Linked DNA regions of Homo sapiens: regions 1 and 2 are each linked to region 3. Evidence: chromatin contacts called from ENCODE Hi-C or POLR2A ChIA-PET data. All regions are on one chromosome and are shown on one strand. Each heading gives the region's core, a stretch centred on a gene start or an enhancer-like site at or near the end of the contact. The rest is flanking DNA. Distances are from core to core; before and after follow the strand shown.

Region 1 (3,425 bases), core at 650-3,149, 3.0 Mb before region 3:
GGCACGGTCCAAAAGGACCAAAACGCGGAGGAGGGAGAGGGAGGACTCGCGGAGCGCCGGTCGGCAGTCACATGCCGCTCCCCGCGCGGGGAGGCACCACGTTGTCCCGGCTGCAGAGGAATGCTGGGAAGGGGGGACGCGCACACACCCGCGCCGCGCACACGCACACTCGGGCCGCGCCGCGGGCCCGCACCCTCCTGCCACCCCCAGCGCCGCGGCCCGCACCGAACGCCGAGGCCGAGCGGCCCGCGGGCCGCCGGCGCGGCGCATGGCGCCCAACTGTCACCCGCCCGCCCAGGCCGGCCACTCCCTCCCCCGCCGCCACACGCCCCTCAAGTCGCCGCAGGCCCCTCACCCGCCTCACATTTTCCGCCAACCTCCTAACTGGCTCCCCCAGCACACTCGCCATCGGGCTCCTTCTTAAGGCGGAAGGTGCCCGGGATCGGGGAGGGAAACCACCGAATTCGATGACACGATGGGTTTCTTCTCCCCACAACTGACCCCTCAACCCGTCTCCAAATGGCGATTCTAAAGCCCAATTTCATCTCCCCGAGAACAAAACTTGTTAACTTTTAATCCCCGCATCCGTGCGGCCAGCATGTACTCCGCGCCGGGCACTGGGTTGCCCGTGACATATGCTCATTAAACATTTACAACATGGGGACGCTCGCAACGCTACCAAAACGGGGAGCGCCGGGCGGGGTGGGAAGAGGGGCTTCCAGAGGAAGGTTCAAACCAGAAACCGTCTCTTACACCAGCATGCGGTGGGGATCGTTTCACTGAAACCAGCGCCCACCCTCTGCCGACGAGGTAGGCCCGAACCACACCGTTGCCCACTAACCGCTGCGGCCCAGGCGGTGGCCGTAGCCTCCCGGAGGCCGGGCCCTCGGGCAGGGGCAGGTCCCTGAGTGTACGGTGGGGGGGAGGGCGCGGCGACCAGGATCAACCAGGAGGCAATTTTAAAAAGTCCCGAGTCACCATGACCGGTAGCAGACCCCGGGGCCCTGGAGGTGCTGGGGGAGGGGACTCCCATGTCCCCGGAAGAGGCCCCCGGACCCAGGAGGGCAAGGAGGGAGACCCACCTGGGGGGGACTGTCCGTTCACGGTGGTCAGGACCGGCGGCAATGCGTTCTTAGTCCACGGGTTCACCTTGGGCGGGGGGGCTTCCACGAAGTCCCGGCGCCCCGCGCCCGCGGCTCCGGCAGCTCCTCCGCCAGCGCCTGGCTCGCCGCCGCCCTCCTCCCCGTCGCTGATGGCCGGGCCTTCGGCGCCGGGCAGCTGCAGCGGCCGCGGGCTCTCGCGCTCCTGCTGCCCGGTGCCCTCCTTGTGCGGCTTGGCGCAGGGCGGCCGGGGTCTCCGAGCGCTGCCGTCCGGCTCCCCCCCGCGGACGTCGTTTGGCCCGGGCTCGCCCTTGCCCTCGGGCGCCGGCGGCGGCTTCTTCCTCACCAGCCCCCCGTGCTCTTCGGCCTGCAAGAGCGTGGCGCCCCCAGGCAGCAGCGGCTCCACCTGAGTGGCCATCTGCGCGCCCGCCCCCCCGGAGAAGCCGGGCGCGCCCGAGGCTGCCTCCCCCGCCTCGAACTTGGCTAGCAGAGCGCCCGCGACGCCTTCCTCCGGGGCGCTGGGCCCCAGTCCCTGCAGAGAAGGGTCGGGGTTCACGCGAGGTGCGGCCCCCTCCCAGTTAGATGCAGCCGCCGTAAATCCGAGGCCCACTAGCGGGGCGGGGGGGGAGGAAGGCCCCCCACTCTGCAGTCCAGGCCTCCTAGGCGTGCGTCCCCCCCCGCCCGTTCCTCGCAAGACGCCCCCACCCCGAGCCCGGCAGGCTTCTAGTCCCGTCCCTCCCTCCCCCCCGCCCCCGGGGCGGCCCGGGCTTCCCGGCTCGGGGGCTGCAGCAATATGGACGGACGGGGGAGAGGCGCGGCGAGCCAAGCAGACCACGCGATCCGCGGCAGGCGGCGGGCGGGCGCGCGCCTCACGACGCGGCGGGCGAGGGGAGGGGACGGCGCAGCGGGGGCGCGCCGCTGGCCGGGCCCTGGGCGACGGGCGGGCAGGAGGCGGCGGGACGGCGCGCGCACGGCTACGCGGTCCTGCCCCTCGCCCCGCCCCTCGTCTCCGATTCCTCAGAGCACCTCCCGGGCTGGGGGTAGGGACGCTCAGACCGGACGGGGGCGAGCACGTGCCTGATGCAATTCGGGAGTTGTCGGTGGGGGCGCTGACGGGGATAGGAGAGAAGGCTGGGCGAGGAGGGGAGGTATCTTAAAGGGCCAGCGCGTGAGAGCGGCCTCAGGTGGAGCACATGGGACCCGGCCACGCGGCCTGCCGGGCCTGCTCGTGCTCTTTAGGCTGGGTGTCAGATTCAGGGGAAGGAGCCATTAGTGTCATTCCTGACTTCTAGGAGGCCGAAGGGAGGACCCTCATCCGCCCCGAGGACGCGCCAACGCCGCCCCCTCCCCTGTGCCCGGCGGGCCTGGCCCCTTCGGTCCCCGCCCGGGTGACCTTGGTTGGGTGAGCCGTCCGCACCTCAGTGGGTTGTGCTCCGCGCCTCGCCGCCGCTGGGCCTGGCCTCGACACTACCCGGAGATGGGTTCAACTCCGGGCCTGGAAAGCGAGTCTTTAGCCCTTGCGGGCAGCCGGCGCCTAGGAAGTGGGAACGGAATTACTAAAGCCCTCACCCAGGCCAGGCCCTTCTCCCCGCCGCGAAACCTTGTATTTATGGGCAGGAAATGTCTTTTCTTTCAAGTGGATGTCGTTTTTTTTCTAAAGAATTGCTTTGGGCGGAGTTGAACCGTCCCTGGATTGGGACTTCTGAGATCTGAGATTTTATCCTGGCCCTGCCCCCTTACCATCTCTGCAGCAGTGACTTCCAGCTTCGTGGGCCTCAGTTTCTCTATTGTAAAATGAAGGAGCAGTGTATGACAGCAGTTTCAAACTTCAGTGTACATTCGATTCAATACTTACTGACCTCGTACTGTGGGGGCCTTGCAGGGTTCTAGGAAACGGGTTTGGTATAAACTAGGCTAACAAAGTCCCTATCCTCATGGAATTTATTCTAAGGTGGGGAAAGAGACAATAAACAAGTAATAAATTATTGTCTAGTATCTATGAAGACAATAGTTAAACTGTGGTAATCAGTTAGACTAGATGGGCTACTTTTGTTTGGGTGATAAGGGAAGACTTCTTTGAACGCAGATGCCAAAGTATTAGGAATCAGGCTCGGTCTGGGACTGGACCCAGAAATCTGCGTGTCTAGCAAGATCCCTTTGGTGCTTATGACTTCACTTGGAGAAGTCCTGGCTTCTGACTGGCTGTGATCCCACGTGCTCACATAACATAACAGCCTGGAATGTTGGCCATCTCCAAAACAAGAATTAGAGCACACGACCTGCTGGATCTAGGAGAAGACTGAATGAAAAGCCTCTTGGAACTGC
Region 2 (3,640 bases), core at 169-2,668, 2.4 Mb after region 3:
CATCCTTCAATGCCTGGCTCAAACTCCACCTTCTCCATGAGGGCTTCTCTGGCTACTCTAGCCTCAGGATTCTCTTTTCTTGGCAAGCACTAAACTCTCAGTCTCAAACTGGTTTCTGGCATGCTTCAGTCTTCTTAACCCTGTATGGCCTGGGCTGTGGTTCTGCTACACAAGAAGCTTTAGCACTGCACTGGACCCTGTAAGTTTGTGATGCTTCTATCAGATGTTCCAGGCACTCCTGCCAACTGGGGTGCATGGAGAGTGGCCTAGCGGAATAGAGTCTTTGTCCTCCCACCCCGAAGCCCAGGATCTCTGCCTGTGGGAATATCACGTGTGAGGGACTTGAAAATCTTCACGAGTCATGTAGTTAAAATGACAGTTGTTGAGGGAGGAAAAAAAAAAGCAACTGTAAACACATATGACACTCTAGTCAATGATATGCACGATGACGTATTTAGTGAGGTGTCCTGATGTCTGCAATTTATTTGGAGATGCATCAAAATGTAGGCTGGATTCGTGGATGTCTAGAACAGTGCGTGATAGTTATGTGACACAGCAAGTATAGCAGCAGTTAATGGCAGAATGTAGGTGGTGGGTATACAGATGACCACTATAAAATTCTTGCTGTACATCTGAACATTTTCAAAATAAAGTATTGGGGAAACCACACACACAATAAACAAAAAGACTGTTGTTAAAAGTTCCCCGTTCTGTCAGCAAATCTCCAGCGGACCTAGTGTTCTGTCTCTGCCAGGACTGTCTCCTATCGACCTGGGGGTGGTTTGGCTTAGATGTTACTTCCAGGAAGCCCTCCCAGGGCCGCAAAGACAGGGTGAAGCGCCCCTCCTCTGCATGCACCGTACTTCCTCAGCTCAGCACGGACTTCCCTGTACTGTGAGGGCTCTACCCCAGCAGGAACTACAGCACCACGTCTGCTACACAGAGAGCCCTCAACCAACCTCTGTGAATGCCATCGCCCAGCCTCTCTGTCCTCTGTCACCCGGGCGCCTAGCCAACAGCCAGGACCATGGCAGATGCTCAGCGACCCTGGACCTCCCGGTGAGATCCGCGGCCAGTCCTGCCCAGGCCTCTTTTCCGTCCTAGGTGGCCCTCTTCACATGCCATGCCCCGGCCCCATCAGGACCTTCCCTGCCGCGTCCCCTTCGGCGCCTCTCCTCCACCCAGCTCCTTTTCCGAGGACCCCTCCCTCACCCAGCCGCCCTCCTATACCCCACCTAGCTGAGAACTGAGAACCCTTTACCCGCCGGCCCTCCCCAGCTGGGAACCCCACCGCGTCCTTCCCGCACCGATTTTGCCCGGCGGGGCATCTCCGCCAGCAGCGGCGGCGGCGAGGAGCGCGGTCAACGCGGCGAGCAGCGGGGCTGCGCGGGCCATGGCGGGCGGCGAGCGGGCAGCACGCCGGATTCAGGCGCTAGCGGGTTGGCGCTCGGCTCTCCGCCCCGCCCCGGCGCCCCACTGGCAGTCCCGCCTTCCTGCCGCGCCAGACCCAGCTCCGCATTGGCCAAGCCGCCGTCCCTCTCCAGCACGAGGCCCTCATTAGCTCCATCTCTCTCGGGGTAGGCTCTCTCATTGGCAGCTTCCCCGTTCCGCCCCGCCCCCCGCATGCGGGCTCCTCATTGGCTGGGTTCATTCTTGCCCGGCGCAGGTGTGCCCGCTTCGGGTCCTCAGCATCAGGACCAGGGCCCAGCTGCGGCAGAGGGATGAAACAGACCAAAGTGAAGCTTTGAAGACCTCGGTTATGTCCAGCCTCTGCGTTATTAGCTCTGTATCTTCTCTGTGTCTGTTTCCTCTATTATAACACAGACGAAGAATCCTGCTCCACCTTTCTAGGTGGTTGTAACCATCTTATGAGATAAGGGAAGCCTTTTGCAGTGTCTGCAAGTGCTGGAAATTGCTGACCAAGCATGCGGCCAGGGTGGTAAGACGCTACCTCATTCATATGCTGACACAAGCCCTATGCTTTCTATACTGCTGTTATTTATGTGTTTGCAGTTTTTATATAGTTAATATCTCTGCTTTCTGCTTCCTAAAAACCAAAAGGCGGGGGAAGGTTTCATCTACTCTCTTTTCAGAAAGGAGAAAAGGAGGGATAAACTCCCATTTTCATCCTCTAAGAAGACAAGAGCAGCAGCTCAGACTTGCTAGTTTATCACGCTGTGAAAAACAGACTTCCTCTGGCAGAAAATAAAGTTAGGGATGAGTTTCAGAATAAAGAAAATCCGGAGGCTGGGGGTGGCTCAAGCCTGTAATCCCAGCATTTTGGAAGGTCAGGCGGGAGGATCGCTTAGGCCAGCAGTTTGAGACCAGCCTGGGCAACATAATGAGACTCTGAGACCCCGTCTCTTAAAAAAAAAAAATTCGCCAGGAGTGGTGGTGCACACCTGTAGTCCTAGCTATTCAGGAGGCAGAGGTGGGAGGCTTGAGACCGGTAGTTTGAGGTTACAGTGTTCTATGATTGTGCCACTGCACTCCAGCCTGAGTGACAAGAGTCCCTGTCTTTAAAAATAAATAAATATATAAAAATAAATGAAATCCATATTTACTCAGTGAGATTATGGCTAAAATAAGAAACTGGGCCGGGCACAGTGGCTCATGCCTGTAATCCCAGCAGTTTGGGAGGCCGAGGTGGGCAGATCACTTGAGGTCAGGAGTTCGAGACCAGCTCGGCCATCATGGTGAAACCTCATCTCTGCTAAAATGCAAAAATTAGCTGGGCTTGGTGGTGTGCGCCTGTAATCCCAGCTACTCGGGAGGCTGGGGCAGGAGAATCGCTTGAACCTGGGAGGCACATGTTGCAGTGAGCCGAGATTGTACCACTGCACTCCACCGTGGGTGACAGAGCGAGACTCTGACTCAAACAAAAACAAAAACAAAAAACTGAAGTGATTCAGAGAATGGTGAAAGAGCTTATAGCTGGGGTTCTAACTCAGCACTGAGACTTAATTTACTTGGGCCAAACTGGATTACTACTAGTAAACTGGTAGATGAATAATCATGCATTTGTCATAATCTTAAACTTTTTTTTTTGGCAATGTTTGTGTCAGGATGCAACACCTTTTAAGTTCATTTCCAAAGGTTCAAGATACTCCCTTAAACAGTTTTTAAAACAAGCACTCATTGACCACTATGTGCCAAATTCTCTTATGAACTTATTCTGATTCTTGTCATTTTTTTGTAGGGTAAATCATGTTAGTGTTCAAATTCATCTTCTTGACTATACTTTGCTTGTAATTTTAGGGTCCTTTGTAACTCTTAAATCTAGAGCTGTTTTTTTCTGTTAGGAAGCCCTTCCAACCCTACTAGCCCATTGACAATGTGTGCGCTCATCAACATTGTAAGAGAGGTTCGAAAGAGCTGATAAGGGAAAAGCAAGTAGGCACAATTCTTGTGGCACAAAGGTGCCAGACTGGGAATGCAGTGGGGTGACTGTATCATTTTATCTGCTGTTGTGTAACAAACCATTAAAAAATGTAGTGGCTTAAAGTAACAGTCATCTGTTTTGCTCACACTACACCTCAGGCAGGACTCAGTGAGATCAGCTCATCTGTTCCATGTGGTATCATTTGGGGCTGCTCCACTGGGTGTGGGAGGATCCACCTTCAAGATGGCTCACTGGCTG
Region 3 (3,759 bases), core at 756-3,255:
TCTGTCACCCAGGCTGGAGTGCAGTGGTGTACTTATGGCTCAATGCAGCCTTGACCTCCTGAGCTCAAGTGATGCTCCCACCTCAGTCTCCTGAGTAGCTGGGACCACAGGCATATGCCACCACACCCGGCTAATTTTTGTATTTTTTGTAGAGCCAGGGTTTCACCATGTTTCTTAGTCTGGTCTCAAACTCCTGGGCTCAAGTGATCCTCCCACTTAGGCCTCTCAAAGCAATGCGATTACAGGTATGAGCCACTGCATCTGGCCCAGGAATAATCTCTAAGATATTTTATAAAGTGAGAAAAGCAGGATGCAAAACTGTGTATACTATGCCTTTTGTTTAAGAAGGAGAGGTCAGGGTAGGAGGAAGACCTACTTTTCACTGTACGCTACTTTGTGTTATTTGAAAATTAAACAGTAGGTACATTGGGATTCCACCTGCAAATCCTACACTTATCCAAGATAACTTCTAGTAACATTGGCTGTGGTTCATTTCATGCTTATTTTAATGTAAATACACGGAATGTATGTATATATTTATGCAGGAACTACAGTCTGGCATATTTTCTTCTCCTCTTTAATAGGTCTTTATTTGTGATCTTTAACAGATCTTTATAAAGCTGTCTTCTCTTTAAATTGCTGTCTCTAGGCTTAGCCATCCCCCCAACCCATACCCCTAATTCTCTAAAACATGCCGTGGGTGGTTCGCCCTGTGTACTGTTGCTTTGGGAAGGATTTCCTTCCCTCATGTCCACTCTCCGCCTTCCCTCATGGCAATCTAGCTATCCCTAGCCCCAGGGCACAGTTGTACCCAGGACTACCAAGATGCTAAGCCTTGCCCGTACAGGACCTAATGTGCCAGTACCCTCTTTCCCTCTCCTCCTCGCCCCCTTCCCTTCCATCTTTAGGGAATTCCTGGCAGGTTGGGTAGGGGATGAATGGTTAAGGGGTATTTTGTGAGCAGCGGAAGACCCAGTGCCAGGGAGGCCAACAGAGGGCCTAGCAATTAGAGAATACTTATATATATTTTTGGTGCCTACCATGTGCCAAGCAATGTATTAAGAAGTTTGCACACATTACATGTATTCCAACAATACTGCAAAGTAGGTTTCTTGGAGGGAACCATGTGTCGTTGTTTGCCTGAAACAGTCATGGTGTTTGCCTGTTGTCCTGGCAAAATTATTAATAGCATCTCCTTTCTCTAGCAAAAGGTTCAGATAAAAAATTGTATAGTGACCTTAACTGTCCCCATCTTATACGTGAGGATATTGAGGCTTAGAGAGGTAAGTTCATCTGCCCAGGGTCACATGGCTAATAAATGATAGGGCTGAGATTAAAACTCTAGTCAGTATGGCTCTGCTAGGGACTGAACTCTGACATGGACATGAATTGTGTCCCCGCAAATTCCTATGTTGATACCCTAACCCCCAATGCGACTGTATTTAGAGACAAAGCCTGTAACAGGGCGATAAAGGCTAACCGAGGTCCAGATTATTGCCTTCTCCCCAGGCCGCCTCTCTTCCACAACCGCCCCCACCCCACTGCAGTCAGGGCCCTTCCTCCTCTGTCACAACAGCTCTGCTAACCCTGCACTATCACTGCCTGCGTCCTTCGCAGCCTCCTGCTGCTGCTCTTCCACCGCTGCGTCCTCGTTGGCTGGCGCTTAATAAAAATTGACTCGGTGAATAAATGAGTGAAACTGTCCTTTTAGGGATGGATGGATGATGTCCTGTTCAAGGCGGTGCCCTTCTCTGGCATTCCCTAACACAAGCTTGACCCGAAGTAGGCGTTCTGAAAAAGGCCGACAGTCGATGGAGGCCAACGCAGCGCCCCTCTCACCTCCTCTCTCCGTCCAGGCCGGGTGACCACGGGCCCGGCCCGCAGAAAGGAGGCGGCGCGGCCGGCAGGGATCAGGACTGGAGGGGGCGGAGCCTCCCTCGCGGCCGGGCCCGGAGTGGGAGGGGCCTCCGGGACCAGGCCTCTAGTGCGCACTCTCGGAAGCGCAGCCGAACCCGCCCTCCGAATCCAGAGAGGCGCTGCTGACACCGCCGCCACACCGCCGCCACACCGCCGCTGCCTCAGTCATGCCGGTGAGTGGTTGCGCCGTCCCCGCCACGCAGACTTGCAGTCCCGGGTTGCTTCTCGGCTGCACAGCCGCTTGACCGGATGCTGATCTTGAAGGGCTCAGGCGGCGGCCGGAGCCGCTGTTGTCCCCTAGCTTACCCCACCCAGCCCCCAGCTTTTGCGACCCTTCAGAAAATGGGATCCGAAGGGAGTTTAATCTGGGAGCCAGGCTTCAAAACGTCGGAGCTGGAAGGCCTCCAGGGGCGACAAGCCCACACCTTCCCTGCGTACACAGAGAAACAGAACCAGAGAGGGGGCAGGGGATGGGGGAGTTGGTGGCCAGCGGGAACTGAGACGCCTAGTCCCTGAGCCTTCCTCCTGGCTGCCCTGCCCGCGGAGCTGGCCTGAAGGAGGGCGGTGGGGAGGCTCTGGACAAGGGAGTGGACCCGGTTATTTCCTCACGGACCGGGCAGGTTTTCAGAGGTTCATGCTTTTCTTAATTTCCCTGCCCACTCTGGCCTACTTTTCAGATCAACTCTGGGCGACACTGAATGGAGACACTTTCTCAGCCTGAACCCATGAGCCCCAGAGAGGTTCAGGAACCCCCCCGCACAGTCACCAGTTGCTCAGTGGCTGTGTCTGGGAAGTCAGTCTTAGCCTGCCTTTGCAGATCACTCAGTCTTATCACATATATTGTTGCTCGTGGCCTCGTTTTTTATATAAAGAATTGAGGCCTTTGGCAGATAAAAATATAAAAAGCCCAGTAACTTATTCCAGGTCGTGTTGAAGTTGGCAGAGCCAGGATTCAGCTCCTTATCCTTAGGCTCCCCATCTCTCCAGGCCTGACCACATGGGAGGTGCCAGGCAAAAGCAGTCACACCGGCTTGGGAAGATGCTCTGATCTCAGTTGCATCTTGGTTAGGGTCATGTGGTGTTTAGCATTTTCTTCAGGGTGCCTAATTCATGGCTCTGGGCCAGGTGGATACCCAGAGGTATCCCACAGTTGCCATGTGTCTTTGCATCCTGTCTTTAGGGAGCTGGCAGGTGAGCCTGAGGCCTCCTGGGCAGAGCCACTGACATCTCAGGTGTCATTTCCTGTGGGTCTTGCCAGGTGCCTTGAGACAAATCCTCCAACAACAAAGTATGGATAAGGAATCTGATAGAATCAGCCCTACCAGTTGGGCAAGTCAGCCTGTGGCAATGGTAGAAGACAGTATTAATTGCCCTGGGGCTTGGGGAGTGAAGGCCACCAGGATTTTTTGTGGGGGGTGGCAATGAGGAAAAGGCTAGCTTGATCATCACTGTATTCTGTATCTTCTGGGGATTTTGACAAAAAACCCTCTGGAGCAGATGATGGGAATGAGGAGGGCACTTGGCACCATGTACCACAAGATAACAGCTGAAGGAAAGAGGGTGTTAGTCAAGGGATTTCCTCAAAACTGGAAAGGGAAGAAAAAAATATATCTATATACACATACTGGAAGGGGAAGAGTGTGTTACCTGAGAGTTTTCTCAGACAAATGCCCGAGAGCACAGGGTTTGGAATCCCAGAAACCTCTGAAAATCTGTGCCCCAGCTTGCCAACTGGGTGACCTCAGGCAAGTTGCTTTATCTCACTGCCTTGATTTCCTCATCTGTAAGATAGGGACAAAAACTTTGACCTCACAGGACTGTTGTTAGTATTAACTGGAAAAA

Evidence for each region. Hi-C counts contacts between places; a loop is a spot of excess contacts on that map. ChIA-PET counts read pairs that join two places held with the same protein, here RNA polymerase II (POLR2A). Pooled maps may share reads with other maps.
Region 1: a map of B cell shows a loop between it and region 3 (18-fold over the local background). The contact joins the promoter of LARP1 here to the promoter of ATOX1 in region 3. A Hi-C loop is called at or near these places in 3 of 168 maps with a recorded cell type or tissue (B cell, CD4-positive, alpha-beta T cell and CD8-positive, alpha-beta T cell) and 8 of 50 pooled maps. POLR2A ChIA-PET finds 5 or more read pairs at or near these places in 2 of 52 experiments (PC-9 and activated naive CD4-positive, alpha-beta T cell).
Region 2: a map of CD4-positive, alpha-beta T cell shows a loop between it and region 3 (5-fold over the local background). The contact joins the promoter of PCYOX1L here to the promoter of ATOX1 in region 3. A Hi-C loop is called at or near these places in 1 of 168 maps with a recorded cell type or tissue (CD4-positive, alpha-beta T cell), 1 of 37 single-sample maps with no recorded cell type and 6 of 50 pooled maps.

The regions. Positions count from the first base shown.
Region 1 is chr5:154,753,851-154,757,275 of GRCh38, reverse strand. LARP1 (La ribonucleoprotein 1, translational regulator) reads right to left here and starts at 1,899. Exons shown (of 19, transcript NM_033551.3): 1 at 1,083-1,899. The coding sequence starts at 1,518. LOC112267936 (a long non-coding RNA gene) reads left to right here and starts at 2,256. Exons shown (of 2, transcript XR_002956231.2): 1 at 2,256-3,425. RefSeq lists silencers at 822-931, 1,212-1,291, 1,332-1,741, 1,782-2,121, 2,372-2,521.
Region 2 is chr5:149,355,824-149,359,463 of GRCh38, reverse strand. It overlaps PCYOX1L (prenylcysteine oxidase 1 like), which reads right to left and starts at 1,418. Exons shown (of 6, transcript NM_024028.4): 1 at 1,308-1,418. The coding sequence starts at 1,395. GRPEL2-AS1 (GRPEL2 antisense RNA 1) reads left to right here and starts at 1,822. Exons shown (of 2, transcript NR_132366.1): 1 at 1,822-1,939. RefSeq lists silencers at 1,179-1,388, 1,409-1,568, 1,589-1,638 and an enhancer at 1,364-1,658.
Region 3 is chr5:151,756,877-151,760,635 of GRCh38, reverse strand. ATOX1 (antioxidant 1 copper chaperone) reads left to right here and starts at 2,005. Exons shown (of 4, transcript NM_004045.4): 1 at 2,005-2,090. The coding sequence starts at 2,085. ATOX1-AS1 (ATOX1 antisense RNA 1) reads right to left here. Exons shown (of 4, transcript XR_007059008.1): 3 at 3,565-3,698; 4 at 2,276-2,347. RefSeq lists a silencer at 1,817-2,066 and an enhancer at 2,837-2,966.